Regions from separate parts of the Mus musculus genome. Here all the other regions are linked to region 2. The links are chromatin loops, found by intact Hi-C in ENCODE. Cell type or tissue: heart. All regions are shown on one strand. Region 1 holds the start of Wdr38 (WD repeat domain 38). Region 2 holds the start of Nr6a1 (nuclear receptor subfamily 6, group A, member 1). Region 3 holds the start of Golga1 (golgi autoantigen, golgin subfamily a, 1).

The links. Peaks named below come from ENCODE experiments on the same cell type or tissue, not always from the same donor. Only the 100,000 strongest peaks of a DNase experiment are listed, where the experiment ranks them.
Region 1: a loop joins it to region 2, with 7 times the contacts of the local background. A loop is called at or near these places in 38 of 42 quality-filtered maps.
Region 3: a loop joins it to region 2, with 8 times the contacts of the local background. A loop is called at or near these places in 4 of 42 quality-filtered maps.

What each region holds. Positions count from the first base shown.
Region 1 is chr2:38,996,693-38,999,192 of GRCm38, reverse strand. It overlaps Wdr38 (WD repeat domain 38), which reads right to left and starts at 884. Exons shown (of 9, transcript NM_029687.3): 1 at 717-884. The coding sequence starts at 800. In heart, a CTCF peak has its summit at 1,100 (motif pointing right); DNase peaks (open chromatin) are centred at 922, 1,102 and 1,672; H3K4me3 peaks cover 1,238 bases; H3K27ac peaks cover 880 bases; H3K27me3 peaks cover 398 bases.
Region 2 is chr2:38,926,249-38,928,748 of GRCm38, reverse strand. It overlaps Nr6a1 (nuclear receptor subfamily 6, group A, member 1), which reads left to right and starts at 2,288. Exons shown (of 11, transcript NM_010264.4): 1 at 2,288-2,500. In heart, a CTCF peak has its summit at 1,482 (motif pointing left); DNase peaks (open chromatin) are centred at 1,438, 1,968 and 2,328; H3K4me3 peaks cover 1,470 bases; H3K27ac peaks cover 1,083 bases.
Region 3 is chr2:39,064,208-39,066,707 of GRCm38, reverse strand. Golga1 (golgi autoantigen, golgin subfamily a, 1) reads left to right here and starts at 1,167. Exons shown (of 23, transcript NM_029793.2): 1 at 1,167-1,327; 2 at 1,985-2,033. Scai (suppressor of cancer cell invasion) reads left to right here. Exons shown (of 18, transcript NM_178778.3): 18 at 1-494. In heart, no CTCF peak of the experiment used is centred here; a DNase peak (open chromatin) is centred at 1,077; H3K4me3 peaks cover 2,299 bases; H3K27ac peaks cover 1,611 bases.

The DNA.
Region 1 (2,500 bases), 70 kb before region 2:
GGTAGGGCCATAAACTCCAGGTCCCACTCCACAGCCATGCAAAAGCAAGTTCTAGGTCAAAAATTGACAAGCTCAAAGTTAACCCTAAGCATTGAATCTAAGCTAGAAATAACGATGCACACCTTTGAGCCCAGCCCCAGGGAAGACTACTGCCTGAAGTTTGAGACCAGCCTAATGCTGCCTCAAAAGACAAAGCAGATCTGTGAGAGCTTGAAATCTTGTTTACGTGAAGAGTTCCTGGGAAAACCCGCTACATTTCTAGACCAGGCTAGCCTTGAACGCAGAAATCCTTCTGCCTCTGCCGACCGAGTGCTGGGATTAAGGGCCTGTGCTACCACCGGCTTTAAAAAAAGAACCATGCAAGCCGAGCATTGGTGGTGCACGCCTTTAATCCAAGCACTTGGGAGGCAGAGGCAGGTGGATTTCTGAGTTCGAGGCCAGTCTGGTCTACAGAGTGAGGTCCAGGACAGACAGGACTAACAGAGAAACCCTGTCATGAAAAACCAAATAAACAAACAAACCATGCATGGGGAAAAACCTGGTGCTTACACCGGAATCCCAGCACTAGGGAGGCAGGGGCAGATGGATCTCTGTTCAAGGCCAGCCACATAGTGAACCCTGTCTCAAAACAAAAAAGAAAAAATAAACCTAGGGTCTATTCTTGAGTTGGGGTCTGACCCCACCAAGCCTGTGTAAGAAGAGCACTGGGGCCTCACCTCCCCGTGGTGTTGACCATAAAACCTCACTCTGCCCACGGCCAATCTTGTTGGGGCTCTGATGTTCATGGGCGCCCACTCCATAACCCGGAGGGCTCCCTCCTAAGCGGGCACCAGTCCCGTCGGAGGGGCCTCCGTTCCTAACAGGGCAGAAGGGAAAGGGAAACTGTGTACAAGAAGTCTCCATGGTAATGGGGCGGGGCGGCGCAGCCGCAGTGGGGGAGCTCTCTGAGCCGCCTCCATGGAAGGTGGTAGTGAGGCGAGCACTTTTAGGTTAAAGTGGAGGTAGAGTAGCAGGAGACACCAGAAAGAGTCTTCCAACCTTGGAACCTGCCTGCTGGCCAGATCCAGAGCTCCTCTGGCTGTCGAGCAAGACTTTGAGCAGAGTAGCCTCTAGAGGGCGCGCTGGCCCCGCGCACCGGGACGCAGTGTACCGCCCCAAGGACTCCTTCCTCTCACAGAGCAGGATTTAGCACAGTCCGTAGTTAAACACGTGAGAGCCTAGCACATGGTAGTACCCACGAGCCGCCCTGGGACTGAGAACATCTTCCTCTACCTCCAGGGTGCAAGGAGCAGGAGTCAGAGTGTGCCTAACGCAGGGCATGAAAAATATGTGTCAAGTCTATGCTAACGTCTGAGGGTCCGGGGCTGGAAGTACAGGAGGGAGGTCCCAGGAGCGCTTAGGATCGTAACGTGGATTTTGACCTGAAACCTGCGAAGACAAACCTTTACAGGTGAGGAAACTGAGGTCCAGAGAAATACAGAGGCCGATAGTGGTGCTGGTCCTGGGTTGGGCCCCTTTGCTCATCAATTACCATGGCCCTCACAGCAGATGTCTGAGGTCCCTTATTTCTGGTACCTCTGAGAAGCAGGCTCTCAGGGGAATGAAGCATGGGTAAGTGACTTAGTTCCTTCATGACAGAACCAAGCCTGCCAGCTCCCCAACCAGACCAAAGTGGGCAGGGATGGATGTGGGAGACCCAATGGTGTTGGGCAGGGCAGCAGAACTTTGGGAGTGTCGAACTCAAGGGTTCCCAGCGTGACTCATGTCCCTTTTCCTGTAGTCCTTCACCAGAATCTTCTCACGGGATCATTCTATTCCTGCTCTATTTTAGGCCCCAGACAGTGAGACGTGTATGGAGACGGCAAAGGCGGCTTTCAGCCGGGCCACTCTCATCCACACTCCCAGAGGGTCCGAGTCACTGCGTTGGCTCCTTGGAGACCTGTCTGTGCTGAGATTAGAAAGCCACCGCCACCCCCTCCCCAGCCATGACACAGCCCTCAGAAACGGAATTCCCTAGCCCCCATCTTCTCTGCTCACACATCGACACCCATGCCACCTGACTGCTCCTTTCTACCTTGGGCATATTCACTGGACTATCTGTCTACAGTGTCCCGCCCATCTCTCCTACTTAGGGTTAGTGTTGCTATGATGAAACACCAAAGACCAAAAGCAAAGTGGGGAAGCAAAGGGTTTATTTGGCTTGTTCTTGCACACTGTGGTCCCATCACTGAAGTCAGAAAAGGAACTCAAGCAGGGCAGGAGCCTGAAGGAAGAAACTGATGCAGAGGCCATGAAGGAGTGCTGCTTACTAACTCGCTCCTCCATGGTCTGCTCAGCCTGCTTTTTATAGAACCCAGGACCACCTTGCCCAAGGATGGCACCACCCACAATGGGCTAGTGTTAATACCAAAGATGGAAGGAGAAAGACCACCGACCCAATCATTATGGTCAAATTAATTAAAACAAGAAATAATTAAAGCAACCTTTTTTTTTCGTGTAC
Region 2 (2,500 bases):
CTGAAAGGAATCAAGAGTTATTACCAGGAGCTGAGGATGTGGTTGAACTCCTCTCTGAGTTGATGTGCAATCTTCATCCACTTTTCAAACCTCAGGCACAAGATGTCTGCAGAGCCACTTGGCTTTCCAGGGAAGAGCATTCGGGGAAGAGGACTCTTCTGCACCAGGAGCCTGTGATTGAGGGGAACTCTGGCTCTGGGAAGGCTATGCGATCCTGGCACATTTCAGAATCCAGAGCTGAAGAAGGCTTTCTTCCCCACGACACAAAGGACTCATCTTATATTCCAGGGGCCTGCTGCAGAACACTGCTCCCTGGCCTTGGGAAAGCTCAGAACCCTTGTCAAAGACATAACCACTTCAAGATCATTTCTTGGGGCTGGAAAGATGGCTCAGTGGTTAAGAGCACTGACTGCTCTTCCTGAGGTCCTGAGTTCAATTCCCAGCAACTGCATAGTGGCTCACAACTATCTGTAATGGGATCTGATGCCCTCTTCTGGTGTGTCTGAAGACAGCTACAGTGTATAAGTATACTCATATACATAAAATAAATAAATGAATCTTTTTTAAAAAAAGATCATTTCTTACAGTCTACTTAGATAGGGCCATCTGGGAATACAGAGGGACCCAGTTGTCCCTTGATGGGAGGTATAAGGAAGGTGCTACTGAAGAAAAGGATCTAGAAAGATGAGTTAAAGACTTTATAGAGGCATTTCGGCTTTCTGATCCACTGAGTATATAACGGACATCAACTTTTGTGCCACTTCATTTGTATGTGAGAGCACCAATATCAGAGCTACCTCAATGAACAGGTGTGGGAGCTTTAAACCACACAGCATTAGTGTCAATCTCTCATAACAGCTGCTGGCACAGACTAAGGATGGACCAGGCCAATTAATATTGATAATGGAAAGTGCAGGAAGGCTTGGCAGAGCCTTCTCAATAGCAGGTAAGGGAAGAGGCATGGGAGCAACGTGGGCAGGAATCGGAACAGGTTAGATTTCATAAGCCAAGTAAAGACTTCTAAACAATTAAGTAAAGAATGACTCACAAGAGCCAGAGGATTCCAGGGGCACATGGGGCAGAATGAAGTGACAGAATGAAACCGCTTCGATACGGCCCATTAGAGGAAAGCCCAGCAAAGCACCAGAGTTCTTTGATTTATAGTAAGCTAGATAGCATTTAAGTTCTAGACTGAAACTTAATAAGTCTTTTCCTAAGGGAGGTGTGTGTGTTGTATAGTGTGTGTGTGTGTGTGTGTGTGTGTGTGTGCGCGGGTTGTGTAGTGTGTGTGTGTGTGTGTGTGTGTGTGAGAGAGAGAGAGAGAGAGAGAGAGAGAGAGAGAGAGAGAGAGAGAGAGAGAGAGAGAGAGAGAACGCGCGCGGGGCATTTCTGAAAATCACCACCACCCCTAATCCTGAGAGCCCCATGGCCGCGCGCCACCTGGTGGCAGCGGGAGGTGGGCCCTGGAGGAGGAAGGGGAGAAAATCCAGGATTTTATTTGGTGGGAACTTCTGTAAACTGAGGCGATAGCGTGTATGTGAGAGTTGGTCTCTTATCACTGGATCCGATTCTTATTACACCTCTCATTTTTGAGACAGGTATACTGAACAGGAGTGGGAAGGGGAACACTCCGGGAAAGGGACATTCTTAAAACAGAACTCTTTAAGACACAAGGAGTCAGGGGTCTCAAGTTTTCTTTGGTGGCATCAGTGGAAGTGATCTTAGTTTGTCCATCTGTTCTATGGGCAGGGTGCGGGGAATGAAAGAGGAGGAAGAGAAACTTTAATCTTTCCCGCCCACCCGGAGGTAAAGGGGCTTTAAACACTTCTCCGGAAAGCAGAGTTGTATAGATTCTATTTGCATACGAACGCAGTCACCTCGGGTTAAACTCGGGTCCTTTAATCTCTGGTCCAATTTGTCGCTCAGCCCGGGAGGAAAGCCCTCATGAGTACCTACACACCCCGCCCCCTGGGGCCTTCCCCCACAGGGCTGGGCTTGGTTGCACGTGCTCACCCGGTTCCCGGTGGATACGCCTCCTTGGAAAGGCTCATTATTAGTGTGGGGAAATAGTTGGAATCATAGAGCACTATGATCACGAATAAGTTACAATAGAGAGAAAACTCTGACATAGCCGTTTATTATATTAATATATTAGAAATTTTATTAGAGTTTGTAATAGTGATAGGTTTGGGTTCTCCCTACTTAGGTCTTCCTGTTTTTTTTCCATCACCCCTTTATTTGGTAGAGTCCCGTGTGGGCAGCCTCGTTGGGAGGACTACATTTCCCAGAATTCCTCACGGGCATGTGCGTGGCAGCGGCGCGTGACGTCAGAGGAGGGAGCTGGCCAGTGCTGAGGGGGCGCGGCGCGGAGGGGCGCGGAGCCGGGCGGCTCAGGGGCCCAGAGAGTGCGGCGGCCGAGAGCCTGCCGGCCCCTGACAGCCCCCTCCCCCCGTGGAAGACCAGGACGACGACTACGAAGGCGCAAGTCATGGCGGAGCAG
Region 3 (2,500 bases), 140 kb before region 2:
AACAGTCATTTTCTGGTTTTGTCTGTTACAGTAAACATTTTATAGACCTTAGGAATTGTCAAGTTCTTGAACATTTATTTTCTTGAGTTGATCACTTAACTCTTGTGTATGTGATTTGTCATAAACAATTAGAGCCTTTCACTTCTTCACTACATGAATTTCAGAGTAAACACTGTGATTCTACAGAGCAGATTCCATAGGCGTTCCAATATTCTTAACTGTTACACAGTGCCTGTCACTTTGAGGGCACATAAATACTAGGATGGAAAATAAAACGTTGTTTTGATGTTTGTTAAATAACAAGATTACAGAATATCTGTGGGGTTTTTTTTGTTTTTTGTGGTCAGTGTAATAAAGAATTTTGCATTGATAAATATTCTCTAGGAATGTGTATACATTCATCTAGTGTGAACTCTTGTAAATGAATTTTGTATCTTGAATCACGTATATATTAAGTGTATCATCAATATAAAAATAAACATTATTTGCTTAAAGTTTTGTGTATTTCTTTAGTATTGACAGTTGTTTCCTTGTTTGGGGTAAATCTTAGGCGCTTTAGCTGTCTTGAGTTACAGATTAACGCGTATAACTATTTTGTAGATTGAGATTACTGTTTATAAAGTATTTGTTTTCTCCCTAACTGGTTGCTACAACTGGGACAAGAGGAAACTGGAATAGATGGAATCAACAAAACAGGCTGGGGTTGCTTCTAGGGCAGGACTGAAGTTGCTATAATGTACAATGCGTAGCTTGAAACTTGAGAAATACGAAAATCTTACTTGGGCAGAACTAGGATAAAAGGTTCTAGAAACTTCTTTCAGTTGTATGAAACATGATCGACAGCAACTCGGATTGAGAGGTGCCCGGTGTCGTTTTTTTGAGCATAGACTTTCCTGTAGCCCCAAAGCTGGCCCTGGGGTACCGCACGCCACGGGGCTCCTCCCTCTTCAGAAGGGAAGGTGCCGATCCAGGGCGGCCAGATTGCGGTGCCTCTCGCTGACGTGTCAGTGGCCGGCCAACACAGGTAGAGGTGCCCGCGCCCGGTAGCCGTTTCAGCCCAACGGCACAAGCACCCCCGCTTGCGCGCCGCTGAATCGCACACGGGCGCATGCGCGCGCTGAGAACCAAGCCGACGCGCTGCCACTTCCGGCGCGCGGCAAACGTGCGGTTCCGGGTCGGTGCTCGGCTCGTCGGCCTGAGGTGGGGGCCAAGCGCCCTCGAGAGTCCGCGGAGGCGTGGCTGCTCCCACACAGCAAGTGCACTACTGGAGTCCCTGGACGCAAGTAGGCCTCCCTCTCTCCCATGGCCTCCGGCGCTCTACCGCGAGGTGGGGACACAATGGACCCCAACCCAGGGCTGGGGACGGTGCCAGGGGACTCGGGGCGAAGGCTGCCCCCTTGGCCTGGGGGTCTGGAGCTGCCCTGCGCGACCTAAGCCAAGCCGCCACTCTTTTCAGGGGCGCAGTCTCCCTACTGTCAAACAGAGGTTGAGCCCCTCCCTTGGTTGACAGCCCTAGTAGGGCTGCGCCTCCAGAGCGAGCCAGAGGGAGTGGGATCCAAAACGCGGTGACCTGCACCTCTGAACCGTAACCATCTGTCAGAACTTTGCTGTCGTTCTAGCAACTTAGTGCGAGTAAGGGCTCAGGGACCAGACCACAAGCCTGACCAGCTGTGAGAATCGGCTGAAAACTAAATATTGTCACTGGGAAGCCGGCAACTAATTCGAGATGTTTTGCTCAGAACTCCTAGGGAGACATGAGTGTTGGCACCAGTGCTAGAAGAAATTCTTTCTGCTTAAAGGTGGAAATTCTTAGGCTGCCCACTGGGACTGAGGAGCGTCTCACTGACAGTAGTACAATAGTGGCCAGGTGTATTTGCCCACTTATTCAGCCCTGCCCCCCCCCCCTTCTTTTGTCCCTCTCCCGCTGAACGTTTTCATCCGGCACTTGAAATATCCAACCTATTTTATCTTTGTTTTTACACAGGGCAGTGACTTTGACCTCCATACTCTTTTAAATATAGTAGATAAGACAGGTGAGTACAGTGGTTTACAGATATTGGGGGTAAAGTTTTGAAGGATTTCATAGGCTTAATGGCTAACCTGAAGTGGTAAGGCGTCATCTGTCATCTTACAACAGAGTGTATCCTGCACAGACGTGAAAAGATAAGGTTGAAACAGAACAGTAGGAGTTTGCTTTATTTTGTTTTGTTTTGGTTTTTGTTTGGTTTTTTGTTGTTGTTGTTGTTGTTGTTGTTGTTGTTTTGGTTTTTCGAGACAGGGTTTCTCTGTGTAGCCCTGGCTGCTGTCTTCGAACTCTCTCTGTAAACCAGGCTGGCCTCGAACTCAGAAATCCGCCTGCCTCTGCCTCCCAAGGGCTGGGATTAAAGTCGTGAGCCACCACCACCCGGCCTGTTTTGTTTTTGAGACAAGATCTCACTATGCAGCCTTCCCTGGCTGACCTGGGGCTGTGTAGACTAGACTTGCCTTGAACTCACAGAGA